Linked DNA regions of Homo sapiens: region 1 is linked to region 2. A link is a loop called in an ENCODE intact Hi-C map of the cell type or tissue named here. Cell type or tissue: GM12878. All regions are shown on one strand. Each heading gives the region's core, and the rest is flanking DNA. Links, peaks and the distances in the headings are about the cores only. Region 1 overlaps USP31 (ubiquitin specific peptidase 31). Region 2 has its middle 46 kb from the start of MIR3680-1.

The links. A loop is a pair of places that touch in the nucleus more often than their neighbours do. Peaks named below come from ENCODE experiments on the same cell type or tissue, not always from the same donor. Only the 100,000 strongest peaks of a DNase experiment are listed, where the experiment ranks them.
Region 1: it touches region 2 in a loop (15-fold over the local background); 7 of 110 quality-filtered maps call a loop at or near these places.

Annotation. Positions count from the first base shown.
Region 1 is chr16:23,053,348-23,069,363 of GRCh38, reverse strand. It overlaps USP31 (ubiquitin specific peptidase 31), which reads left to right. Exons shown (of 16, transcript NM_020718.4): 16 at 1-7,958. The coding sequence ends at 1,318. Among named protein-coding and RNA genes, the nearest start is that of USP31, 88 kb to the left of the region's middle. RefSeq lists an enhancer at 893-1,394. In GM12878, for the core only: a CTCF peak has its summit at 8,466 (motif pointing right); DNase peaks (open chromatin) are centred at 4,443 and 8,493.
Region 2 is chr16:21,545,986-21,558,540 of GRCh38, reverse strand. It overlaps the pseudogene LOC646828. Among named protein-coding and RNA genes, the nearest start is that of MIR3680-1, 46 kb to the right of the region's middle. RefSeq lists enhancers at 3,448-4,258, 7,000-7,501, 8,244-8,744. In GM12878, for the core only: a CTCF peak has its summit at 3,531 (motif pointing right); a DNase peak (open chromatin) is centred at 3,620; H3K4me3 peaks cover 399 bases; H3K27ac peaks cover 374 bases.

The sequences.
Region 1 (16,016 bases), core at 3,681-11,680, 1.5 Mb before region 2:
CTTGCGGAACCTTTCTAGCAGTTACCAGGAACCAAGCGACAGTCATAGTCGCCGTGAGCACAAGGCTGTGGGCCGGGCCCCTCTGGCTGTCATGGAAGGCGTGTTCAAAGACGAATCGGACACCCGCAGATTGAACTCCAGTGTCGTAGATACACAGAGCAAACATTCAGCACAAGGGGACCGCCTGCCCCCGCTCTCTGGTCCATTTGATAACAATAATCAGATCGCTTATGTGGATCAGAGCGACTCCGTAGACAGCTCTCCAGTCAAAGAGGTGAAAGCCCCCAGCCACCCAGGCTCACTCGCAAAGAAACCAGAGAGCACAACTAAGAGATCCCCCAGTTCCAAAGGCACTTCTGAGCCAGAGAAAAGCTTGCGGAAGGGGAGACCAGCCTTGGCAAGCCAGGAGTCATCCCTTTCAAGTACATCCCCTTCTTCTCCTCTTCCTGTAAAAGTCTCTCTAAAGCCCTCCCGCTCCCGCAGCAAAGCAGATTCTTCTTCCAGGGGCAGTGGACGGCATTCATCCCCTGCCCCTGCCCAACCCAAAAAGGAGTCATCCCCGAAATCTCAGGACTCCGTGTCATCTCCTTCGCCACAGAAGCAGAAGTCAGCCTCGGCCCTCACCTACACTGCTTCCTCCACATCTGCCAAAAAGGCCTCGGGCCCTGCCACAAGGAGCCCTTTCCCACCTGGGAAGAGCAGGACTTCAGACCACAGCTTGAGTAGAGAGGGCTCCAGACAAAGCTTGGGTTCTGACAGAGCCAGCGCCACCTCCACCTCCAAACCCAATTCCCCTCGGGTGAGCCAGGCCCGAGCAGGGGAGGGCAGGGGGGCCGGGAAGCACGTGCGGAGCTCCTCCATGGCCAGCCTGCGCTCCCCCAGCACAAGCATCAAGTCTGGTTTGAAGAGGGACAGCAAGTCTGAGGACAAGGGGCTGTCCTTCTTCAAATCAGCCTTGAGACAGAAGGAAACCCGGCGCTCGACGGATCTTGGCAAGACAGCCTTGCTCTCTAAAAAGGCTGGTGGGAGCTCTGTTAAGTCTGTCTGTAAGAACACCGGGGACGACGAGGCAGAGAGAGGCCACCAGCCTCCAGCTTCCCAGCAGCCAAATGCAAATACAACGGGAAAAGAGCAGCTTGTCACCAAGGACCCTGCTTCTGCCAAACATTCCCTGCTGTCCGCTCGCAAATCCAAGTCTTCCCAACTAGACTCTGGAGTTCCCTCGTCTCCGGGTGGCAGGCAGTCTGCAGAGAAATCCTCAAAAAAGTTATCTTCTAGCATGCAAACCTCTGCACGGCCTTCTCAAAAACCTCAGTGATATTTCTGCAATCAAAGTGTTTTATCTGTAAAGATGTTTATTTATTTAGAACCCCTGCCCTCCCACCAAAGCCTCCTGTGCTTTTGTTTTGTACTTTTTTGAGTCACGTGCCCGACTGTGTGTGTGTGTGTGAGTGTATGCGTGTGTGTGTCTAATTCAATTGCAAATTGTTCAAAGCGTCGCCTTATTCTGCCATTGAACCAAATAACAGCCATAGGCAAAACATTGACACCAAGCTAACTGGAATAATTGTAGACGATACCCAGGACGGTCCCTTTAGCAATTGTACATATTTCTTTCTAGAGAACTCTAATGACTTTCTTTGGATATGAGGGTTTTGAAACCTGTGAACCAGAAAAGCTACCATTAGTGCGTAGAAGGAGGAAGGAGCTGACTCGTGTTTCTTCTGAGCAGGACTTGTCCTTACTGTGGATTGTGGGTGGCACCAGGAGCTCTAAAAACTGTGACTCTAACAACGAAACAAATCGAGGGAAAAACTCTTGCTTTCTGCACTTTCGCCCCATCTACCAGTCTTTGTAAAGGGCAATATTTTAACACTAATGTTTCTCAGGTATATACTCAGCTAGTCTAGGATGGTTGCACACCAGTAAATGGATTAAAGAGGAAGGTGCCATGTGGGTGACTGTGTCATTTCTCCTACTGCCACAGATAGACATTTTCGAGGTAGAAATGAAGCCTTTCACCACCTTCCTATCTGTGGTGACATGTGCACCAAAACCTGTCTTGACTCTTGGGATAGGTCCTAGGAAGTGGCAGATTGGATAGCCAGAAAGCCAGTCACTCGTTTAATTTTTTTTCCTTCTGAAATTACTAGCTAAGGCTCTTGGAATTTTGCACTGTAGTAGAGCAGTTAACACCTTTGACAGATTCCTGGAAAAAACTTCTAGATTCTAAACTGGGTGAAAGACTGGACATCATTTTCCTTGTCAGGTGTTGCATTTTTCCGTTAGAGGTGGGAAGCTCCACGATGCCCTGTGTCTGTGGGCTCATGTTCCCTCATCTTGTAGCTTGGAGAGGAAAGAAGTTGCCTTCTGCCAAAAGCCAATGGTGGTATGTTGAAGCGTTGTGTGATCAAGTGTTACATATGCACTTCAGATCCTGTCTGTCAGTCTCTGTTAGGGCTGCCTTTCAGTAACTCATTTATTATTTCTTCTTTGTTCTTAAGATTTCATCTCATGCCCAGAACTCACAAGCAGGTTTTGGAGTGTGTTCCATCTGGCCGTGTCAGTGCAAATTGCATTTCTTACAAAGGAGAACCTCACCAAAAAAAACCTCACAGATAAGCAAAGTATATAGTTTTGCAAGCTTTTTCAAGGTCTCCTGGCAATACTTTCCTGCTCAATTTTTAGCTTTTCTTTTTTTTTTAAATGTCAAGAGAGTGAAGGTCTTGATTCTCTCTGAATAGCATTTGTCACTTTGCCAGTAAATACAGCATGCTAAGTTTATGTGCTTTTAAATATTAGCGTTTTTCGTCAGACTCTTCAAGTTCTTCTTGAACCCTTGGTGCACAGATCCATATATAACCTCCCTTTTCAGTATTGCTGTGTGTGAATTAACTACAACACATATGCATGCATAGCTGTGAATTCTGCACTACTTTTTTTTTCTTTTTTCCCCCCAAGAATATCTCTTGGGAAAAGTTTTTAGTACGTTACTTAACTTTATTTTGCTGCTAATTTGCGCATTAGCCGGTAACTTGCAAGTCTGGAGACCACTTACTGTTGAGGGTAGCTGGAATTTTAGACCCTTGGCAGTATTTAAGATTTAGACATTTAGCCTTGTGAAAGTTACCACAGTGCTCCATGTGATTCATTGACTGTGAGCCTGTTGTCCATTGCACTCAGCCCTGTACTCACTTCTTCACTCGCTGTCCTGGTTTTACTGTTCAGATTTTGGTGGGTTCTCAAAGCAGTACCACTCTCATCTGCTCAGTACATCTGCGGCAACTGGCTGCCTTCGATGCTGTCATTGCGTTCAGCCCAGCACATCACAGCCCCATCAGTGTGTAGCCACCGCTCTCGTTTTTCTGTATCGCTTTTATCTCCTGAAAAAGATGCACCAAATAAGAGATCATCTATATCAGGAATTGAATGTCTAACTCAAACCTCTCATTTTTGTTTAATAGGTAGATCTCATTTGAAGTCTCCTATCTGAATCTCTGAAACAATTATAGTTTGATTAGACAAAGGTTTTTAATAACACTTCTTTTTTGCTGTAGTCAAGCATTAATAGAAACTAGTTTAATTTTCACAGTGGTAAATATTTTTATTCTTGAGTTATCTAGGAATGGATTTTCCACGATGTCTAGTGACTTAAAAAAAAAAAGGAAAAACGTTTCTACAAATCCCTTTGGTTTTCCATGGGATCTGGAATAAAATGTCAGTGTCTATAAACTGTATGTCATGGAGTTTAGTCCTTGTTTCAGGTTTAATAGAAAAAATCAGGAAGTATCATGGCATTGTCTAGACATCATGAAGCTATTTTATTTCCATAGTTGGTAAACAGTGAAAATTTCATTATCTCCAACTACTAGGTACAACTTTAGGCCACAGGAAAGGTTATTTGGCCCGAAAGTTTGGAGGTGCTCCTTGAGGTGGGAAGTATCTTGTGGGAAAGTAGTTACTTGATTCAATTTAGTTCATTGGTAGGGTTGGGGACTTGGTGTTGGTTTCTTTCTTTCTTTTCTTTTTTTTTTTTTTTTTAATTTTCCCAGCAATATTTAGCACAATGAGCGTGTATGTGCTTTGGGGTTAAAAATTATCTGCTAGGGATGATAGGCCTGGGTTTCTCGTTGACATCTAGATGGGCCTGATTAGAGCAGTCATCTCCTGGTAGGCACAAAATAATCACCAACAGTAATGTTGTATCTGTAATGTTTGTTTGCTTTTTAAAGTTTTATTCTTGATTTCTTGTAAACATCCATTGCACTGAGGCCGTATCATTCCTTAAGACAGCCCTACATCTTGCCTTGGTAATCCCTTAGATAATGTGGAAACTCAAACCGTTAGGCTCCAGTCATCTTAGACCATTTCCCATCCGTTTTGTATTTTCTCGTCCTGAAAGCAGCTGAACTGAAAGTAAGTAATAATATGCTGGACCAGTGGGAACGGATGTGGGAGTATTTGTGGTGTGCTAAAATACTGTAATTATCTGTGAGGCTGCCTGACACGCTTTTGCAATCTTGTTTTCATCATTCATTCTGCAAACGTTTATGGAGGGCCTTCTTTGAGCACAGAGGCAAAACTGAAAGCTTCAGGGATTTGCTGTAGCTGAGGAGCCCTGGGAGCACAGCCCATCAAGCAAGGGATGTGATGGTGTCCTAAATGGAGTGACAGTTCTCCTGGGAAAAGAGATCACGTGGATTCCGGTCAAATCGGCTAAGGCTTGTGGTTCTCTTGAGCAAGTCTGTTCCTTCTGGAAACCAAAAGTGCCCTTCATCTTTAGAGACATTTTACTCTTCCATCCACCTTTTCAGACTGAGCTGTCTCTACTATTTAGGGGTTGAAAATCCATTACACAGTCACTTTACGTTAACATTGGGTCATCTTATGTTTGTATGAGACGGATGTGGGATTTGAGGGGAACATTGTCATTCCCTTAAAATAACTATCATGAAAAAAATAGCAACAGTATGTAAAGGGACCAAGAGTGGCAGCCTTTAGGGAAAATGGAGCAGAGAAGAGCTGTGAACAAAGCTCATTTATTTGAAATAAGCGTGCTTTATTTCACATAGAGGGGCATCAGACGTTACATTTCATTCGGACAAATTACTGAACAGCCGAAGTGATTGTTTCCAATGTAGGTTATTATAATTATTGGATACAAAGATTTAACTAGTGTTTCTGGGTTGGATTTTTGAAATAGTATGCAAGTCATAAGCACAGTTTCAATAAAACACGTATTCTGGAGGTGCGTGGAACTTTGTATTATTTGTAGTTGAGAAAGGCAAACTTTGCTGACAAACCAGTACCTATCACAAACGAACACAAAAAGTAGCTGTTACTGTGCAGGCTGTCTTTAACTTTCATTTCATAAAGGGTACATTATTGTTAAACTCTACTACATGGTTTGGGGAGAAATCCAGTGGTTTTATTTAAATGAACACTCTCACACTGCCTTTTGATCAACTTTCAAAGTATTTTGCAGATGCATTTTGAGCATGACCATTTTTTTCCCCAAGTAAAAACAATTGTGCGTGGCCTCCATATAACTCAGAAAGCATGCTCTTACTACCTATGCAAGCAAACAATAAAACATATAGACATGAAATGTTAAGTCTTAAAAAAAAAAGGCAACAATTATGGAGCTCTATTTTTAAATTTGTGATTTTCAAAATATGGCTTACTCATCATTGTGTAGAAGAGCATGAATGCGATTTCTTGTTTTGCTCTGCATATATTTCTCTGCTGTTTTTCTGATCATTGGCGAGATTGTAAAGTATTTTGCAAGCAGAAGTGGAATTGGATATGTTGAACACACATCATTGGTGTACATACTGTATTTAGCCTGAAGACTTTCCTAAAGTGTTTTGTTCTAAAAATAACCTGCCATTTTCTATAGATTTTAATTTTTTATATCTTCAAGGGTTCTATTTTGGTCACAAGGAAAGAATGTGGCTTCTAATAGTGCTAAGAATTAAAAGATGCTTTTATAGAGACTTAGAGCTATTTTGAAAAGCTTTGGGGCTTCCCAGCCACTGATCACAATTAGACTAAGCCCATGGAATTTCTGGGAGTGTTGTGCAGTGGATTCGGTTCTAGATCCATCTTACATTTGTTTAGTGTTTCCCAATTTTTGGGAGAAGGGGTGCACAGCAAATTTGAGAGACTTTTTTGAATCTCACACATGTATTTTCCTCAAGATTCTTTTAAGCCTCTTCTGAATGACTTGTCTGAGATAGTGAAGACCCACATTAACTAGAATCAGCTGGGGAACTTTAAAAAATACAGTGCCTGGGTCCCAGTCCCTAGCTTTTGATCTAATTCATGTAGGGGTGGGATCCAGGAATTACCATGTATTTTAAAAGCTTCTGGGTGTTTCTAATTTGCAGACAGATTGAGAACCACTATGATACGTCATCCCTTTACTGAGAATTATGGCGAGAATCACTGCCATTTGAATTACTCAGGAGTGACTGATTCCTCAGTTGTGTAGGAGAAGCAGAAAAAATAAGAATAAAAAGAATTGAGAGATACTGATATCAAACTCCCATTTGAAATACAAGGGCCCTTCTGATTCAAGGCCCAGTTGGGGAGCTTGGACCATGTTGTGAATGGCCTAGCACTCGCCAGTCTGGTGGAAATTGGTGGTCTTAGTTGCTGGAGCAGGCTGAGTGTCCCCGCGGGGTTTGCATCTGTCCCCAGAACCTTTTCCCCAGGCCCGTGGGGGAATAGGGAAGTCACTCTGAGCTAGAAATTGTCGAAGAAGAAAAGAAACAACCTTCCTAGCCTTGGAAAGCCTGTCCCTGCTTTTGATAGAATTATTGCCTTTTTGTAGGAATTACAGTAGCAAACCCCAGGCTGCCGCTGAATTTCCTACTTTTGCTCATTCTCTAGGATAGTTCTTATCCAGAATGTGGTTTCAGGAATTCTTTTTTTTAGTTTGAAAATGAATGTGAAACATTTTCTTTGGTGTCTTTTTTTTAAAAAAAAAAAACCCTTATTGCTATTTTTTCGTGTTTTTGTTTTGTTTTGTTTTTTGTTTGTTTTACCATTAAGTAATACACATCCCAGAATTTGGCACTCTGTGTTAACTGTGGAGGCAAATAAAATTTAGTTTTAATCTGTGGTGAGCTGAATGCACTACAACACCTTCGAAGTAATCTGATGGTTTCATTCTGTCGAGCCTCATGCTGCCTACAAAACACCACAATTTACCTGGTGTTTTCAACATTTTAAGGAATGAAGATACAAGTAGACATGCAAGTTGGAAATGTTTCTTTAGAAAGGCCATCCAGAATAATGATATCTGTTGCAGTCGTCCAAATGCAATATGAAATTTCCTAGGTGCTATTATAAACGGTGTGGTGTCATACCAAATGCAAAAGCAGTTACAGTATTTCCGAAGTTGGAGTTCTCTTTGTAGGCCTTTCAAATACGTGTTTGCATTCCATAGAGGTCTGCTCACCAACTGTGCCTCTCACCACTGGTTAAAATTGAATTTAAGCCTCATTGACATAAGTCGTTTCTTGATTGAACTCTTCAGTTTTTACACTGGAATTTCTGTAGTTGTCTTGAAAGCTGCATGTCACATCACTGTACACAAAGTGCTTTGGTATTACTCATGCACCGTGGATAGTGATTTCTGTGTCGTTTTCATTTTCAGTTGTACAGTAATATGGAAGGCAGGATGTCTTTCCTAGAGGCTGGAAGAAAAGTGTATCGTACATTTTAAATTTATTTTAGAACAAGTGCATGAGATGTGTCACTGATTTCTGTTATTTATTTGTATGTTTTATTATTCAAAGTGTATGCACTTTTAAGAAGCAGAATTTATATTTTTACGTTTGAAACGTTTTATTTCTGAAACAGCGTTGATTATATAGTATACAGTTGGAATTAAGAGAAAAGTGGAAAATGTAACAAAATACAATAAATTTATTACAAGATGTCCTCTTCAAGCCACATTTCTCCTTTCTCCCCCTTGCCAACTGATATCTTTTTGGTGTTGACTATAATAATAATTGTACTGCATCAGTCTTTACAAAATGCCTTAAAATTGCAGTGTTTAAAACACAAGTTACAGAAAGATGTATACATATGTTTTCTGTGTAAAAGTTTAAAACAAAAAATCACATCCATGCTTGTATAATTTTCACAATCAGGGATGGTTCTTCCCATTTCCTCCATGACGGATTAGAGACAGTTTGTCCTGGGCCATGGAACTGGACAAAAACTCACATTCTGGTTCAATCCAACAGATTTTCAACATTTCGCATTATTTTCCCCCTCTTACCAAACTTTTATGATGGGAAGAAATAGCAGTATAAAAGGGGCCATTCTTCCTGCGCTGTCTCATACCCTAGATATTTAATATTTTTGATACAAACAACATTTTTCCAGCTGTCTTTCCCACCCTTCAGGACAGAACTCCCTACTGAGGATGTCACATCACCTATGGCCACGTGGGGGCACTAAAGATCTCTTATGCATTTTAGAAGTCCAGCCTGCAGGTGGTTAGCCTCTGAGTGTGGAAATGTTTATTCAGTATGAGTTGGGGAATACGGTATCAGTGAACAGGGGTTTCTGTTTAGGGGAGTGCCACCAGCCATCATTTGTTCCCGGAAAGTGTTGAGTACAGATCAGGACAGATCTTGTTTCCCTAAAGCACAGCATTATGGTTTAGGGTTGGGGTGGGGGGAGTTGATGTTCCTGACAAGTGTGAACCACATGCCGTGCTAGGTACAGCACTTCTGAAGCTCTCTAATTTGAAATGGTAAGATTTCGCTTAGGTTCTGTTAGAGAGTTTAACCATGTAGTACGCTGATTATTCAAGAGGCTTCATTATGCCACAAAGTGTTCACATGTCATAAAATATGTAGATTTAATAGTTATGCAGATATTTAAGGATCATTTTGCCTGTCTCCTTAGGATTTGGAAGATTATCTTTCAATACTTGAATGGTCAACGTCTCTCTGAATACTTTTCGGGTCCCTGTAAATCTTCCTGAAGAAAGCAAAGGTGTGATAACACCCCTTGCCCAGAGCTGCATGTTCCTGTGTGTTAAACTGCCCCGTGGGTGATTCTAGGCCACTCTGACTCCGTGGGATGTAGCTTGAGGTCCTCCCCCACCCCAGTATCCCCTTTCTCCCAGCTGGGTTCTGTGTCATATGTTCTAATTCTGTGTACATCATCTAACATAACGTTGAACGGTTAATCACTTCGATTTACTAATACATTCACTTTCCATTGCTCTTCACTCCTTCCTGGGTTCTCCCAGATGGATGCTTCAGGTTTCCTCTCTGCGACCCTGTTCCTTTCTCAGGCTTCTCCACGAGGGTCATCTGGTAGATTTCACCTTGCTGGGTGGGTTGGGTCTACCTTCTGCAAACCCCTCTGGAATTCGGTCTTGGTTTGGTCTGGTCTTAGCTACGTTTTTCACCCTCTGCCAACACCTGCTATACACAGAGGACAGGGCTGTCCTCTCCCTTGGTGGTGCATTTTTGCATGCCATATAACCCAATGGCCTTGCACTCGTTTCTTAGAGCTTTCAGGGATTTGATATCAGTTTGACTTGCTCTTTGGATGTCTTAACAGCTCCATTTTTCTTGTGAAACGTGAGAAGATGGTGCAAATGAGACTGCAGTGCCTAGTTGGAATCAGGCCTCCCTGCCCCCGGTGGGGTCTCAGGGATCTTGCATTCCAGCACACCACCCCTGTGCCTTCCCTTTGTTTAGGAGGACTCCAGAGAGGCCCACAGTGCACAGATCCAGTTCCAGAGACACAGGGAAAAGGGTGTAATACGTCTTTCCTCTCCGAGAGTCTGGAGTGGACAGTGTGTGGGGATTGTGCACTGGGGACTGAGGATGAATGGCACCAGCCTCAGGGTTCCAAGTCCACAAAAGTTGTGGTGAGGAAGGTGCCCCTTTACTGTTTCACTCAGAATCGGAGTCCAGGTTCCTTCATTTAGTAATGTCTTCTGTGTGCCCAGCTGCTGGGGTTATGACCACACTTGGAGGGGCTCACCTGCCAGTCAGGAGGTCAGGTTGGCCAACAGATAACGTTTCAGCAAGTTTGCCACTTATTCCCTGCTCTTTCTCAAGGCATCGTCCCTAGAATGCTCTTCTCCGAGATGCCAGCCTGGCTCATTCCCTCATCTCCTCCACATCTTTACTCACATATCACCTTATTGAGGCCTTCCCTTACTACCTTTTTAGAACACTGCAACCTGCTTCACACGCTGTCCGTACTCCCTATTTTATTTTCTGCATATCACTTATCACAACTACCATAGGTCATATGTGAGCTGATGGGTGAGCTTACATGAGAGCGGGGAGGTTTGCCTGTTCTATTCACTGCTCTTTTTCTCAGCATCTAAGAGGGTGCCAAGCTTATAGCAGTTACTTAGTAAATACATACTAGCTGAATTAGTAATCTGCCTGAGTCTTTCTATCCAGAAGATGGAGGATACTGGTACTTGCATCATAGAGTGGTGAGAGTTAGATGGGAATGATGCCTATAAAGCCTTCAGCACAGTGCCTGGCACAGAGAAAGCGCTGGCTGAATGGAGCCATTTGTAATGATAACAATAGTGATGAGGAGGAGGGGCCGACCCTCCTGGGGTCAGAGGAGGGGGCAGTGGGCCATAACTCACACTTTCCAGGCAGGGGAAACTGCTTGCACTCTCTGGAAACCCTGAGTCCAGTCTTCCTGGAATGTAGGGCAGGAAGGCAAGAAGCGTTGGATGAAGGGGGCGGGAGATCCCATCTAGGGGGACCTTTTATGAACTGCTCCATTTGTCCTGTAGTAAATGAAAATCCAGGAAGAGATTTTAATTTAGGGGAGAGGAGATCCAGTTTGCACCTTCGCATGGTCACCATGACAAGATGTGTCATGAGAGAGCCGGTTCGGAGCTGGTTGCAGGAGTCTGGGTAGAGTGTGCGGAAGGGCTGACCGAAAGCAGTGCTGGGTGGCTGGAGAACAGGGAGACGCTTGGAAAGGCACCGTGCTCAGGGTCCAGGAGCAGGCTGCGGGGTTCGAATCTTGCTAGCTGGACAATCTTGGGCGGATTACTCAACAGCTCAAATTCTTCACACCTGTAAAATGTGGATAACGGTGTCTACATGATCATCACGAGGCTTAACTGGAATGCCTGGTTTATTTACATTTAATATAATCACTAATGTATTTGGTTTTTTGGTACTATCTTAACTTTCTTGGATATTTGTCCTGCTTATTTTATATTTATTCTTCTTGCTTTTCTTTGAGATGTATCAAGGATTTTTTTTAATTTTTAAAATTTTTCTTCTTAACCCACAGAACAAAGCATTTTTTTTATTCTAATTTTTCTCCTCAGTTTGTTATTTTTTTACTCTCCTTTTGTGGTTATCCTTGTAATTTCAACACGCACTTTTGATTTATAAGATTGTAAGAAAAGGGCCAGGCACGGTGGTTCAAGCCTGTAATCCCAGGATTTTGGGAGGCTGAGGCAGGTGGATCACCTGAGGTCAGGAGTTCAAGACCAGCCTGACCAACATGGTAAAGCCCCGTCTCTACTAAAAATACAAAAATTAGCCGGGTGTGGTGGCGGGCACCTGTAATCCCAGCTACTCGGGAGGCTGAGGCAGGAGAATCGCTTGAACCCAGGAGGCGGAGGTTGCAGTGAGCCGAGATCACGACACTGCGCTCCAGCCTGAGTGACAGAGCGAGACTCCGTTCTCTTCCCCATCCCCCCTTCAAAAAAAAAAGATTCTAGGAAAAATTTGTATTTGTTTACCCCTTGAAGGGCTTTATTTAGGACACTAATTCCATTTACCCATTTCCACCACTTGCTATGTTTGTCTTGCATTCTAATTCTATGCACACCATCTAACCTAACTTTATTAGTAATCCTGAGTAGTCAATATTCACTCAGATTTACTGATATATTTACTTTCCATTGCTCATCACTCCTTCAATCCAGTGTTTGATTGCTTCTGCCTGAGATCATTCTCCTTCAGCCTGAAGAACTCCCTTATTTCTTTTTAAGCCTGTGTCAGCGATACATTCTCTCAGTTTTATTTGATTGGAAATGCCTTTATTTGGTCTTCTTGAAGGGCATTTTCACTGGGAATAGAATCCTAGGTTGGAAATTACTTTCTTTCATTTTCATTCCATGGCCTTCTGCCTTTCACTGTTTATGTTCATAAGTCAGCTATCAGTCTTATTGCTGTTAATTTGAAGATATGTGTGGTTTGGGTTTTTTTGTTTTTTTGTTTTTTTTTTTTCCTGACTGCTTTGAAGATGCTTCTCTTTGGTTTCCATCAGTTTTATTAGGATGGAGTTTTTTTTTTTTTTTTATCCTTCACTTCATAAATCAGACTTGGAAACTTCTCAGGTGTTATTGCTTTAAATATTGCTTCTGACCCATTTTTTTTTTGCCCTCTTCTAAGACTCCAATTTCATGTATCTTAGACTTCCACCATGTCTCAAATATTCCTTTCACTCTTTTTTGTATTTCCTATTCTTTTTGATCCCCTTACCTCAGTCTGGATAGCTTTTACTGAATGAATCTTTTCAGTTCTATCTAATCTTGCCAGATTAAATAAAGGACATCTCATTAAAGTTGAATTTTAGATAAATTGTGAATAGTTTTTTAGTGCATGTCCAAAATTTTGAATGAACATACTTATATGAAAAATTATTTGTTGTTAATCTAAAATTCTAATTTAACTGGACATCTGCTTTTATTTGCCAGTTCTGTCCATCTTAGCTAAGTCTAATCTGCTGTTAAACCCACCTAATTGTATTCTTAATTTTGGTTATGGTGTTTTCAATTCTAGAATTTGCATTAGCTCTTCAGAGACTCTAGGTCTCTGGTTAAATTCTTCATTTGATTGTCTATTTTCTTAAACATATTAGTTATTTTAAAGGTTGGATCTGATAACACTAGTATCTAGTCACATGTGGACTTCTTTCTATTGTCTGGTTTTTTTTGTTTTGTTCTACTTCTTGTTGTGCTTTTTGATTAATGCTAGGCAGTGTGTAGGAAAAAATGTGTAGGCTCTGGCTGATGATATTTGCCTCCAGAGAGAATTCATCCTGTTTTCTGGTCGGCAGCTAGGGACTGAGTGGACTCAAAGTTGGATTGTAGTTGTTCTAAGACTCTGCTGCCTTCAGGTCATCTTACATAAGAATGAGCATTAATTTAATCGTTCAACACATATTTGTGGATCACCTGCTATGCCAAGCACTGGCCTGGGCATGGGTTACATCAGCATACCAGACAGGAAAAAAAAAACCCTTCGTCATGTGGAGTTTATCTTCTAGTTCACCTGTCCAGAAATTAATAATAATTAATAATAATAATTGACCTTAGCTGGGACCAGCTTCCAGAAGGAACAGAAATGTGGAGGTAAGTTGGTATTAAAGCAATGTGGAGATACACAACAAAACATGATTCTCTGCTCTCTTCCTACACCCCAGCCTTCCTGTGTTGGTAAATGACATCAACATCCAGTCCAGCTGCTCAGTCCAGAAACTAAGGATCCATCCTTGATGCTGCTTTTCCCCTCAACTCCCTCCTTACATCGAACCCATTCAAAAGCCCTGTCCAGTCCTACCTCCACAATTATGTTCTCAATGTGCCTCACTTCTCTTTCTCTCCACTGATAACATCAAGTCCAAGTCACATGATCCCTACCCAGACTGGGCTCCTGTATCAGCCTCTTAAATTTGTCCACTTCTCCAATTCCATCTTTAGTCTGTTCCTGCTGCCATTACAAAATACCTTAGATTGGGTAATATATAAACAATAAAAATGTATTGCTCACAGTTCTGGAGGCTGGGAAGTCCACGATCAAGCCGCCAGCAGATTCAGTGTCTGGGGAGGGCCTGTTCCTCATAGATGGCACCTTCCAGCTGTGTCCTCATATGGTGGAAGGGGCAAACAAGCTCCCTCGAACCTTGCCTGCAAGGGCACTTATCCCACTCATGAGAGCTCTGCCCTCATGACCTAACACTTCCTAAGGGGCTCACCTCTTAACACGATTGCACTGGGGGTTAGGTTTTGATATGCAAATTTGAGCGAGACACCAACATTCAGATTATAGCACCATCTTATGTCACTTTTCTTTCACTTTGGGCACAGAACCCACCTTTTAGTGTCTTGAACACAGGGCCTTGGCTGTTTTCCTCTTCCAGGAATACTCTTCCCCCAGATGGTCACGGGGCAAGTTCTTTCTCATCTCAAATGGACCCTTAGAAAGGCCTCCTTGGACCACCATAACCACAGTTACCCTTTCACTCTACACTCATTCTCTGTCAGGACCCTCTTTTATCTTGATAGTATTTCGCAGTCTCTGAAATTCTTATTTATTAGTTCATTGGTTTATCATCTGTCTTCCCCCAACTGGAATGTAGTTACTATGAGAGAAAAATCATTTACCTGCCTTTTCTCTGATACTTGTGTCATTTTGGATACTTTCAGCTATAAGTAACAGAATCTCCAATTAATCTAGGCTTTATTATTTTAATTTTATACTTTTGCATACTGAGTCCCAAACAGAGTAAGTAATCCACCTAAAAGTCACATAGGAAATAACTGGTAGGTTTTGAATATTAACCTAGGCCTGTTTTATTTCAAAGTTTTTATTTTTTTCCACTTATTCCTTCAATACCCTACACTATATTAAATAGGAAAACTTAATAATAAACGTATACAACTGCATTTTGTAATGCAATTACTAGATGGGGGAATTTTTCTAGATTGATATAGTCCTTTTCTTTGTAATCCCTGAGTAACTTTTACTACAGCAAATTCAGGAAGTGATGCAATGTCTACTTTTTGGTAACAGAATTTAGGAGAGCCTCCTTGGATGGTTTTTTTACAACTTAAAAATAATTTTGGACTTACAGAAGGAGTTGCAAAGATAGTTGAGAGAATTCCTATATACCCTTCAGCCAATTTCCCCTAATGTCAACAGCTCGTATAACTGTAGTAAAATTATCAAAGCCAGAAATTAACATTGGTACAATACTATTAACTACAGATTTTATCTGGATTTCACTAGTTTTTCCACTAATTTTTTTTGTTGTTCTAGAAGTTAATCCCAGATTCCACATTGCATTTAATTATCCTGTCTCCTCAGTTTCTGCAATCTGTGACAGCTCAGTTTTTCATGACCTTGACATTTATTTGTTTGTTTGTTTATTTATTTAGAGACAGAGTCTAGCTCTGTTGCCCAGGTTGTAGTACAGTAGTGTAGTCATAGCTCACTGTAATCTTGACCTCCCAGGCTCAAATTCAGCCTCCTTAGTTAGCTGGGTCCAAAGGTGTGCACCACCATACCCAGCTAATTTTTTTTCTTTTTTAGTAGAGATGGGGTCTCCTCATGTTGCCCAGGCTGGTCTTGAACTCTTGGGCTCAAGCAATCTGTTCACCTCGGCCTCCCAAAGTTCTGGGATTATAGGCATGAGCTGCTGCTGTACCTGGCCAACGTGGACACTTTTGAAGAGCACTAGCCACTTATATAGGATGTCCCTCAGTTTGGGGTTTGTCTCATGTTTTCTCATGATTAGATTGAAGTTTTGCATTTTAGGGCAAGAATATCAAAAGCAATGTGCCCTTCTCAGTGTTTCAAAGGAGGCAGCAAGGCATCAATATGTCTTATTACTGGTGATATTAACCTTGATCACTTGGTTCAGGTGGGTTTCACAACTGTAAGGGTACTATTTTATCTTTCATCATTAATATGTATCTTGGCAGAGATACTATTTTTAGACCATGCAAATATCCTGTTTCTCCTCAAACATTGACCTGCTAATTTTAGCATCTATCAGTGGACCTTGCCTGCAACAATTTATATGACTGTGGGATTCTAATGGTGAGAGAAAGACATTTTAAAAGCCTCACTTAATGAGGAGGCCAGAGGCAGGGCAGGTGCAGAGGCTGGCTGTGCGCCTCAGCAGTGTCACCAAGGACCCAGGCTCTTATCCTTCCTGCTGCTGTTCTCAGCATAGTGGCCTTTTGTTCTCACATT
Region 2 (12,555 bases), core at 122-8,121:
GACAGAGCAAGACTCTGTCTCAAAAAAAAAAAAAAAAAAAAAAAACCCTGTTGGGGTTTGTTGGCGAAGGCCCCCCTTCCTTTTGCCACCACGGGCGCCAACCCTGTTGCCCTTCCAATCCCATCTCCCGCTGCCCCTGACAGTGCCTTTGCCAGCTGGTGCTTCTGCCTGTTCCGTCGTGGTGGCTGCTCTCACCAGGGTCCTTTCCGCTGGTCGTCCCTTTCTGCCTGGAGCTGCCATTATCTTCACCTGACAAATAGAAACCCATCTTCAGGGCTCCACTGAAACGCCGCTTCCACGGGGGCCCTCCCGGGCGTCCCAAGCAAGTTTAGGGCCCCAAAGCCCACGCCCTCACCTCTCAGACACACAGCTTTTTATCTCTACCACCGTCTGACACTCCTGGATTCCAAGCTCTGCAAGGGCAAGTCAGAGCCTAGAGCCTCCTCCCTCTGTCCCCCGTACTGAGCGTGGTGCCCGGCACGCGGGAGAAACTCAGCGGGTGTTTTTGGATGAATGAGGGACTTTTCTTCTTTTATGCTTGCATGGCTGGCAAAGCCCCTTCTCATGGACATGTTCTTAAGACATATTTATCTTTCGACATCCTTACGTGCAGGTCTTACCTTGAGACTCGTGGTATTTGTTTCGGGGAACTGCGGATCTCTGCTGTAGTGAGATGATGACGATGCCAGTGATGATAGCAATTTTATTTTATTTTATTGTTTATTTATTTATTGAGATGGAGTCTCCCTCTGTCGCCCAGGCTGGAGTGCAGTGACGCAACCTCCACACCTCCCGGCTTCAAGCGATTCTCTCACCTCCGCCTCCCAAGTAGTTGGGACTACAGTCGCGTGCCACCACCCCCGGCTAATTTTTGTATTTTTAGTAGAGACCGGGTTTCACCATGTTGCCCAGGCTGGTCTCAAACGTCTGACCTCAAGTGATCTGCCCGCCTCAGCCTCCCAAAGTGCTGGGATTACAGGTGTGAGCCACCGTGCCTGGGCGATGACAGTAATTTTAATAATAACAATAACACCAGTCATAATAATAGTAAGTGGCTACCATTATTTGAGCTCTCACTGCATGCCAGGGACTGTTAGGGAGGTACTTTGTAAGCATCACAGTACTCAATCCTTGCCATAGGCATCATTATCCTTTTACAAATGTCTAGTCTGGGCCACAGACCTATAAAACAACTTGCAAAGCCCCACCGTGTGAAGCCAGGATTGGAGCCCACATTTGCCTGGCTTTCAAACCAGTGCCAATATGTGATGGTCTCAGAGGCTAACTTCCAGGGAGCAGTCTAGGTTCCGTCATCGCCGAGTTCTGTGGGCAGGGGCTTGCAGTGGCTGCGGCCCCTGCCTGCCTGGGGAGGTGGCACACAGAAGCCCTCAGCCTTCCCCATTTACAGCTTGGGAACGTGCATTACCCCCGAGAGTGGCACCGGAAGCAGACCGGTCCCTTGCGGCATCGTGTTATTTGAAATTTCCAGTAATTAGAACATCTCAAACTTCTCTTGTACTAATTTTAAGCCTTCAAACAACCCGTGCCTGCCAAAAGCCTGCTCATCTTGGTAAAAGCCCCGAACTACAAATAGATAGCTATTAACAGCATCTGTTGTAATAGCAGAGACAATATTCTCTGGGGCCAGCACGTCACCGCCTGGAGCCGACCCCAAACGTCATCTGTTATTATGTTTGGAGAGTCTGGCACGCGCTGAGGCAATCGTTCAATTATATCTCCATGAGCCGGTTCTGACGCACCTGCTTGCACAGAACGCTGAGGCAACAGTGGCCAGTGCTGCCCGGTGGACCAGCCCTGCCGATAGCAGAGTCTGGGGGATGGGGGCTGGCAGCTTAAAGACCCCTTTTCGTGAATTGGGCTTGCCTTTTTTTTTTTTTTTTTGATTAAGGAGAATATCCTGACATTGTATTGTCATTACGAAAAGTCACTTTAGGCTTGGCACAGTGGCTTATGCTTGTAATCCCAGCATTTTGGGAGGCTGAAGCAGCAGATCCCCTGAGGTCAAGAGTTCAAGGCCAGCCTGGCCAACATGGTGAAACCCTGCCTCTACTAAAAATACAAAAATTAGCTGGGCATGCTGGTGGGTGCTTATAATCCCAGCTACTCGGGAAGCAGAGGTGAGAGAATCGCTTGAGCTCAGGAGGTGGAGGTTGCAGTGAGCCAAGATCTGGCCATTGCACTCCAGCCCAGGTGACAGAGCAAGGCTCCATCTCAAAGAAACAAAAACAAAAACAAAATTTAGTGGGGTGTGGTAACACTTGTCTGTAGTCCCAGCAACTCAGGAGGCTGAGGCAGGAGAATCACTGGAACCTGGGAGGCAGAGGTTGCAGTGAGCCGAGAGCACCCTACCGCACTCCAGCCTGGGTGACAGAGTGAGACTCCACCTAAAAAAAAAAGAAGTCACTTTGAGATTATTTTATCCAGGTCTGCAGCCTTAAATTGGGTCCCTAACTTTACTGGCAAGGCAAGTAGCAGAGTTTGGCCTGAACCCTACTACAAAAGCTGAGGGCCTGGACCGTCAGACCTGGGTGAGGTTGCCGGCTAAAATGGGGCAGGTGACCGAACCTCTCTGCGTCTCAATTTCCTCATCTCAAAGTTGGACTCACAGGACCTGCTCTGTAGGGCCATTGTGAGGAGTTCATCCTGGGAGGAACATAAAGTTACCTCGCAATGCCCAGCAGGTAGCAGGTGCCCAGTGAAGGCCAGCTCCTCCGCCGCACTCTGGTATGCACCAAGCCTTCTCCATCACGACAACGACGTGAGCTCATGGACAGGATGCGTGGTGCCCGGGACACGCCAGAACCTGGCCAGCGAGAGCCTTTGCCCCTTAATCAGCTGTTTCACCCCATGAAGGCTTCAGTGGCTTCCAGTTCGTTGTTTTTTGTTTGTTTGTTTGTTTGTTTTAGAGTGCTTCCTTTATGTCAAGCGTTGTGCTAAGGACTTCGTATTTCCCATGTGACTTAATCGTAACAGCAGTCCTATGGTGGGGGTTCAAGGATCATCCCCACTTTACAGATGGGGAAACTGAGGCTAGGAGGGGTGCAAAAGCTGGACCTAGAGCACACAGTTTGGGAGTGGCGGCCCCAGCTTCTGAACGTGCGTCCGACTGCACACGGTTTGGGAGAAGTGACCCCAGCCTCTGAACGTGCGTCCGACTCCAGACCCCACTCCTGCCCCCATGCTGTATTGTCTACAGGAAGAGCAGCGAAACACGGCTTTCCAGTTTTTAAAGAAATACGCTTGGCATTTTGCTGGTGGGCGGTCTTCGCGGCGCAGGTCTAATTTTGGAATTTACAGTGGGATTTAAAGTTTTCAGTGAGATTCTCTGTTTCACCTTGAAAGAGGCTCAAGGTGTATGAATCCCACACTAGACTGATGCTGAAGAGGAGCCTGTGGAATCCGCACCCGCTGGCATTTTCAGTAAAAAGGCCTCTGTGTCTTCCTGATATGCGTGCGCCCCGCGCGGGCCACGTTGCCAGGTTCCGGGTGCCTCTTCACCGAACTGCCACCAGGGGCCGCTCCAGCCCAGCCCGAGTTATCCATCGGCCACCGCACCTGCTGTTCCCGAAAACGCAGCGGCCCAGACTTCCTTTGCAGTTACCCTCTTAGAAGAACGAACGTTTCGCTTCCCTCCTCATTTGCGTATCATAGAGCCAGTGAGACACAGTAGCCTTTTTGGGTTTTCCCCTGAGCGTGCTTGGTCCCCAGCCCAGGGTGGCCGCCGTTTCAAGCAAGTCCCTTGCTCAGGTACAGGGGTGCAGATGCCCCGAGCCAGCCTGAGGAGGGGCCGCATGTCCCGAGGGCCCCATGGTTCCCCTCAGGAGGCAGATTGGAAAGGGCTGACTTGTCTCTTACTCCAATGAGTAGAGAGGCGGAGGATCCAGCCCATCAGAGGCTGCCGCAGTAAAGAATTCTGTGACAGGCTGGGTACGGTGGCTCACGCCTGTAATCCCAGCACTTTGGGAAGCCAAGGGGGGCGGATCATGAGGTCAGGAGATCGAGATCATCCTGGCCAACATGGTGAAACCCCGTCTTTACTAAAAATACAAAAAAAAAAAAAAATAGCCGGGTGTGGTGGTGCCCACCTGTAGTACCAGCTACTTGGGAGGCTGAGGCAGGAGAATCTCTTGAACCCGGGAGGCGGAGGTTGCAGTGAGCTGAGATCACGCCACTGCATTCCAGCCTGGGCGACAGAGTGAAACTCCGTCTCAAAAAAAAAAAAAAAAAAAAAGAAGAAGAAGAATTCTGGGACAGCTCGGGGTCGGGAAAGGTGAAGAGATGCCTGTGGGCTCCAGCCCTGCTGGAAACCCTTGGGAAAGTCTTCTAGCCCCAGAGTTAGCACAGCACCTTACCCTGCAGAGGCTCAGGGCTCACAAGTCCCTTCTGGTCCCAGCAGCTCCTGTTCCTGGCCCTTGTTGGTTGGCCACATTCTGGAGGGTGACTTTTCTACTAGGTTTTGTGGGTGGGGGTCTGGCAGGCATCGGCTGTCAGTGGACTTATGCCTTATGCAGTTGGCGTCGCTCTTTGGAACCCTATTTATGTGCCTACGTAGAACCCTAGAGTGCTTGAGCTGGGACCAGGAGAAACGTGTAGTAACTCTCTTTACACAGATGAAGCTGCGGAGCCCCTGAATGGTGTGCGATGCACAATCACCACCACTGCCATCATCAGACAACACTTTACAAAATGCCTCCTGCCTTGTCTCCATTTATCCTTCCCGCTCTTCTCGTTTAACAGGTAGAGAGGCTTAGGCTCAGAGAGGCTAAGCTACTTGCCCAGGGTCACACAGCAAGTTAGAAGCAGAGCTGAGTTGCAAATCCAGGTCTTTAACTATTTCTGTGTTCTGTGGACTTTCCTAGAAATCCCAGGCGGTTCCCAAACTGCCGTGGGAAAGGCTCGATTCCACTGTAACACACAGAGCTGCTTACCGACCGAGTGATTCGATGAATAAATCAATGAACTGACTAATCCCATTCATTCCTGTATTCATTCATCCCGTGAGGGTTCGTTGTGTGCCTTCAATGACCCCTTCCTGCACTAAGTCGTGTTGATACAGTGATGGTCCAGACGGAAACAGCCATTTTTGTTTGTTTGTTTTTGGTTTTTTTTGAGACTGAGTTTCGCTCTTGTTGCCCAGGCTGGAGTGCAGTGGCGCGATCTTGGCTCACTTTAACCTCCGCCTACCAGGTTCAAGCAATTCTCCTGCCTCAGCCTCCCAAGTAGCTGGGATTACAGGCACCTGCCACCACACGTGGCTAATTTTTTGTATTTTTAGTAGAGGTGGGATTTGACCATGTTGGTCAGGCTGGTCTTGAATTCCTGACCTTGGGTGATCCTCCCACCTTGGCCTCCCAAAGTGCTGGGATTACAGGCGTGAGCCACCATGCCCAGCCCAGAAACAGCCTCTGTCCTAAGAGTGCAACTGGATGGGACTTAACTCAGTCTTACAAATGACATCTACCAGGCTGGGTCCAGTCTAACTTGTCCATGAAGCATCCATCATCCCTGCCTTCTAGGCATTTCTATTCTAGAAGAGATGATACAGACATGCATGAATTTCCACACAGTAAACTTATCATGAGTGAGCCCATCCCAAGAGCGAGAGGCAGACCCCCTGGCAGGCTCCACCCTCAGCCACCCATCAATGCACTTTGATGCCGCTGGGGCTGGTAGGCTGCAAACCCCCTTTCTACCACGGACACAGGCCGAGGCGAAGCGAGCACAGAGCTCACCGTGCTTGCATTTTGTGGTTCTGTAAGTTCCTTACATTGTGTTTTGGAGGCCAGGCACAGTGGCTCACGCCTGTGTTTTGTTTTTGAGACAGAGTCTCGCTCTATCGCCCAGGCTGGAGTGCATTGGCACGATCTCGGCTCACTGCAACCTCCACCTCCCAGGTTCAAGCGATTCTCCTGCCTCAGCCTCCCAAGTAGCTGGGATTACAGGCACCCACCAACACACCTGGCTAATTTTTTGTATTTTTAGTAAAGACAAGGTTTTAGCATGTTGGCCAGGCTGGTTTTGAACACCTGATCTCAAGTGATACAACTGCCTTGGCCTCCCAAAGTGCTAGGATTACAGGCGTGAGCCACTGTGCCTGGCCTAACAAAGTGATTTTATGTGCTGATTGTGTGAAGCACTCTTTCTGTGTATTTTTAAAAATTGAGATGTAATTCATCTGTGTATATTTAAGGAGAATAGAAGACTTGCTCATAATGGTAGAATTTTAAAACTACATATGACTCCGAGGTTGCTCCAGACCAACACTGAGATTTTGAGTGAAGAGGGGCAGTGAGCAGCTCTGTGGCTTGGTCCAGCACTTGCCTAGCCCCTGACTGGACCAAAGCCAAATCCATTTTCCATTTTCCAGTTTACACCTTGGTGCCTCCAACTATGAGTACTTTTTTTTTTTTTTTTTTGAGACTGAGTCTCACTCTGTCGCCCAGGCTGGAGTGCAGTGGCACGTTCTCAGCTCACTGCAACCTCCACCTCCCAGGTTCAAGCAATTCTCCTGCCTCAGCCTCCTGAGTAGCTGGGAGTACAGGCGCCCGCCACCACACCCAGCTAATTTTTGTATTTTTAGTAGAGATGGGTTTCACCACGTTGGCCAGGCTGGTCTCTAACTCCTGACCTCAAGTGATCCACCCGTCTCGGCCTCCCAAAGTGCTAGGACTACAGGTGTGAGCCACCACGCCCAGCCCAAGTACTTTTGGTGTCAGGAAACCACCAGGAGTCAGCAGTGTCAAGCTCCCCAAGGCATTCGTCATGCGCTCAGTGCTTTCCTGGCTTTTGCCACAGCGGGAGGTGACATGAGCAAGGCGGGTGACACGAGGCTCCTCCACAGCTACGGGAGGCACTCGGGCCACCGCGAATTCGTGATCAGTGCTCCAGTTCTGCTGGCGCCTTCCAGCCTTGCCCAGCCATCCCAGGAGCACACTGTGCTCCTTTCAATGAAAACGTGTGGAATAGGTACCACATTTGTAGCAGCTGTTGATGGAAATCTGTTAGTGACAAAGTGCTTAGACACAGGAGAAGCCACCCACATCAGAACCCCTGGGGAGCTCGTTAAAAGGCAGACTCCCAGCACTACCTGGACCTGGGGATGGCAGCCATGACTCTGTGAGGCAGAGCCAGAGGCCTCAGTGAGCGATGCTTATGGCTGAGCCCCACGTGTCAGGAGAAGGAAGCTCCTGGGAGGCTGCACCTGGCACTGTGCCATGGAGAGGGGCACCCCAAGTCCTGCAGGTGGAGAGCGCTGACTCCAAGGCGAGTGTTTAGGGTGACTTAGGACGGAAGGAGTGTTCCAATAAAAGCTGGCCCTGTGGTGGGCCTAGATTAAGCAGGGACTGCCAGAGATCAGGACTGATGCTATAGCTCAGGGTCTGCTTATTTAAAAACCTTGCTCACCCAGGAGCGGTGGCTCACACCTGTCATCCCAGCACTTTGGGAGGCAGAGGCGAGTGGATCACCTGAGATCAGGAGTTTGAGACCAGCCTGGCCAACATGGTGAAACCCTGTCTCTACTTAAAATACAAAAATTGGCTTGGCCTGGTGGCACATGCCTGTAATCCCAGCTACTCAGGAGGCTGGGGCAGGAGAATCGCTAGAACCCAGAGGTGGAGGTTGCAGTGAGCTGAGATCATGCCATTGTACTCCAGCCTGGGCGATAGAGTAAGATTCTGTCTTAAAATAAAACAAAACAAAAACTTTGCTCATTGTGTTATTTTATAATGTTATTTGGTGATAGGATTTAAGCTGCTTTTAAAAAATATTTGGAAGACATCTTTTTTTTTTAAATTAAAGTCTGGAAATCTTATAGGACAGGCAGGCATCTCAGAAACTTTCTTTATCGATTTCTGCCTGCAGGGAGATGAGGCCCTCACCACCACCCAGTGGCAGCACTGGGACCCTGCCTTCATTCCACATTTACTGTGAACCTCTGGGCAGGCGCTGGGCTGGCGGGGGGCAGAGTGAATGGGACAGACAGAGCCCACCTTTCACGGAGCCCACCTTTGGCTTGTCACTTCAACCATACAGCAACCCCTTGCGAGTGAACTCATATAACCCTAATGTAGACAATGCCTCAGGTAACACCACAGCTCAACAAACAGACAAAATGACACACACGTCTCGCTGCCTTTATTTCCAGGAATTAGTGGCGGGCCCTTGGAAAACCACTACAGACTGAAGCAATTTCACTTCCACTGGGGAGCAGTGAATGAGGGGGGCTCAGAGCACACAGTGGACGGCCACGTGTACCCCGCAGAGGTTTGTAGACGTGGCCTAACGGCACATATCTGGACGCTTTCCATGTCTCCGGCTCTATGGTGGGGGGCGAACAAGCCATGCCTGCCGCTCAGATGTGAAGGATTTCCTGGGGCCTGGGACTGTCAGTGCTCAAACCAGAACCGTCGGCCGCCCCACCCGTTTAGTCACACTCCTCTCCTACGAAGAAGGCACTTTAAGTTCTCTCATTTAACGGAAGAAGAGACTGAGGTTCTGAATGGTTACGGAACTTGCCAAAGCCAGACAGCTGGGATTCAAAGTCAGAGCTTGAGCTCTTTGCCACGCTTCACTCAGCTGTGTGCTTGCAGCTGTAGGGACTAGCAAATCCACAAGGCCCTCCGCTGAGAAGCTGAACATCTTTGCAATAGAGATCATCTTCTTTTGTTTGTTTGTTTTTTGTTTTTTTGAAACAGGGTTCACTCTGTCACCCAGACTGGAGTGCATTGGTGCAATCTTGGCTCACCACAACCTCCGTCTCCCAGGCTCAAGCGATTCTCCTGCCTCAGCCTTCCGAGTAGCTGGGATTACAGGTGCGTGCCACCAGGCCCTGCTAATTTTTGTATTTTTAGTAGAGATGTGGTTTTGCCATGTTGGCCAGGCTAGTCTCGAACTCCTGACCTCAAGTGATCCACCCACCTCAGCTTCCCAAAATGCTAGGATAACAGGCGTGAGCCACTGCACCCAGCCAAGATCATCTTCTTAAAGCAGTCTTATTTTCAACATTCCAAAGTGGGAGTCAGTAGAGAAAATGAGTGCGGATCAATGCTGGGAATTGGTTTTTGTAGTTTTTTTGGGTGATAAGTGATGCCTTATAGATTTCCCCAAATATTTTATTATGAAATTTTTGCAACATATGAAAAAATGAAAAGAAATGAACGAGAAGAATCTATGAGTTTGACGTCTCAGTCCTGTGATGATCATTTTTGCCATATTCACTTTATCACACCTCTGCTCACCCACTCACCTGACTTCTTGATGCTTTTTCAAGTTGAGGACTCTTTCTGTTTTTTGAACTTGTTGTTGTTATGAAAGTAATGCTGCAGTTAATGTGGAACTAGAGTGCACCCAAACCAAAAAATGAAAATTGCTTGTAATCGCACACCCAGAGGTGACCTCTGGACATTTTATAAATAGGGAGTGATATCTATTGTCATCATCATACACATATTTATAAATAGTTCCAAGAATGAGCACAACAATGGCTTCTGTGTGCTTCCTTTCATTTAACAACATGCCTTTTATTTTAGTATCTCTATCTGCAACTTTGTTTTTGATGAACAGATATTTTATTTATTTATTTATTTTTGAGACTGAGTATCACTCTGTTCCCCAGGCTGGAGTGCAGTGGCGCGATCGCATGATCTCGCGATCTTGGCTCACTGCAACCTCTGCTGCCCAGGTTCAAGTGATTCTCCTGCCTCAGCCTCCTGAGTAGCTGGGATTACAGGCACCTGCCACCGCGCCCAGCTAATTTTTGTAGTTTTAGTAGAGACGGGGTTTCACCATCTTGGCCAGGCGGGTCTTGAACTCCTGTCCTCGTGATCCACTCGCCTCGGCCTCCCAGAGTGCTGGGATTACAGGCGTGAGCCACCACGCCCAGCCGAGGCCTGAGTTTTTTCTGGTAATCCTTGTCCAAGGATAACTAGGAAGTAGAAAATAATGAAACCACCCATTTCTATTGGATGAGGTTAACATGATCCTCTCCTTTTTCCCACCACCAGGAAGACTGAGGCTCTTCCTTCCCATGGCTTCGTCAAGTGCCTGGGAGCTCAGAGGTGCTGCTGGTGCTGGGATCTTACACATCTGGCTGCAACAACTTAGTTCTTTTTTTTTTTTTTTGAGACGGAGTCTCGCTCTGTCACCCAGGCTGGAGCGCAGAGGCACAATCTCAGCTCACTGCAAGCTCTACCTCCTGGGTTCATGCCATTCTCCTGCCTCAGCCTCCTGAGTAGCTGGGACTACAGGCGCCCATCACCATGCCCGGCTAATTTTTTTTTTTTGTATTTTTAGTAGAGACGGGGTTTCACCATGTTAGCCAGGATGGTCTTGATCTCCTGACCTCGTGATCCACCCACCTCGGCCTCCCAAGGTGCTGGGATTACAGGTGTGAGCCACCACGCCTGGCCATTTCATTATGATTAAGTGGACACATAGGTCAGCCATTCAGAAGGGGAAGTGACTGTCTTATTTCTTGCTGATCAATTTAAGTTCTCTTTCCATTGTGTTTCAGCTGCATTTAGTTCACTGGAATTCTGTGAAATACCAAAATTACAAGGAAGCTGTCGTGGGAGAGAATGCTTTCTGTGATAGGCGTGTTTTTAAAGGTAATCACTTGCTGGGGTGTAGATCTAATGAAGAAAGTGGTGATCCATCATTAGGATTGCTTTTTTTTTTTGAGACAGGACTCGCTGTGTCACACAGGCTGGAGTGCAGTGGCGTGGTCTCGGCTCATTGCAACCTCCACCTCCTGGGTTCAAGTGATTCTCCTGCCTCAGCCTCCCCAGTAGCTGGGACTATAGGAGTGTGCCACCACACCCAGCTAATTTTTGTATTTTTAGTAGAGACAGGGTTTCACCATATTGGCCAGGCTGGTTTCAAACTCCTGACCTTAGGTATCTGCCCACCTCGGCCTCCCAAAGTGCTGGGATCACAGGCGTGAGCCACCGTGCCTGGCCTAGGATTGCTTTTAAAACGTGGTGTATTTACAGTGGAGTGAGCTTCCCCCCGCCACCCATTGCCTTTTCAGCTAACCCCTTGTGTGTCTGCCACGCAGCTCGGGGCCCATCATCAGATGCTGCAGAGGCTGGTGGACATCTTGCTGGAAGTAAAACATAAGGTAAGCTGCATATTTGAAATCAGCAGGCCGGGCGCGGAGGCTCACGCCTGTGATCCCAGCACTTTGGGAGGCTGAGGCAGGTGGATCACCTGAGGTCGGGAGTTCGAGACCAGCCTGACCAACATGGAGAAATCCCGCCTCCACTAAAAATACAAAATTAGCAGGGTGTCGTGGCACATGCCTGCAATCCCAGCTACTCGGGAGGCTGAGGCAGGAGAATCGTTTGAACCCAGAGGTGGAGGTTGCAGTGAGCTGAGATTGCGCTGTTGCACTCCAGCCTGGGTGACAAGAGTGAAATCCTATCTCAAAAAAAAAAAAAAAGAAAAGAAAGAAATCAGCATAATTTGACAAGCAAAATTGTTTAGTGCAGCGATTCATTTGCAAGGAAAAAGAAATCTCATAGTGGAAAGAGCCCCGCCGAGGCGCTGTGATTCCAGTTCTGGAAACAGGATTCTGCAGGGTTGATGCTCGTGTGTCCACAGCTAGCTCTCTCTGACTTTGAATGCGTCACCACTGCTCTGGGACCCTGTTTCCTCCTCCATAAAATAAGGGTGTTGGGCTCAATGGAAGTTCCCAAAATTCAGTCATGCAGGCAAGATCCTGAAGACTTTGACGTATCTGCCTGCCAATGGGACAACTTTCTACTGAATATTTTTCTTTTCTTTTTTATTTTTTCGAGGAGTCTCCCTCTGTCACTCAGGCTGGAATGCAGTGGCGCGATCTCGGCTCACTGCAACCTCCGCCTCCCGGGTTCAAGCAATTCTCTTGCCTCAGCCTCCCATGCAGTTGGGACAATAGGTGTGCGCCACCACACCCAGCTAATTTTTGTATTTTTAGTAGAGACGGGGTTTCACCATGTTGGCCAGGCTGGTCTCAAACTGGGGACTTCAGGTGATCCGCCCGCCTTGGCCTCCCAAGGTGCTGGGATTACAGGCGTGAATCACCGCGCCCAGCCTACTTAATATTTTTCTTTAAATTGATTAGCTCGAAAAATTTTTAGCCTTGTCCTGGGTGATGATATTCACTAATGATAATGTTTGTTTGAAAACAGATTGAAACAAAAACCTCAAATCCCTAACTAATAACATTTAAGAATGTTGACTCATGTACCACCCAGCATCTCCTTGAACGTCCCTGTCCGACCCCAAGCCCAAGGGCAGAGAGAAACCTGCCCAAACCGCGGCTCTCCGGCCCAGCTCTCCACACGCTTCCCTGCATCCAGCGCCCAGCTCTCCACACGCTTCCCTGCATCCAGCGCCCAGCTCTCCATACGCTTCCCTGCATCCAGCACAGCTCGAAAAGATGACGGGGACAAGAGTGTCGCCTTTCTCCAAGATCAGCTGAGAAAAGGCTTTGAGGGAGAAGGAGAAATTCCAAAGAAATGTAGTTTATTTATTCAGCAGCAAACAAAAGAA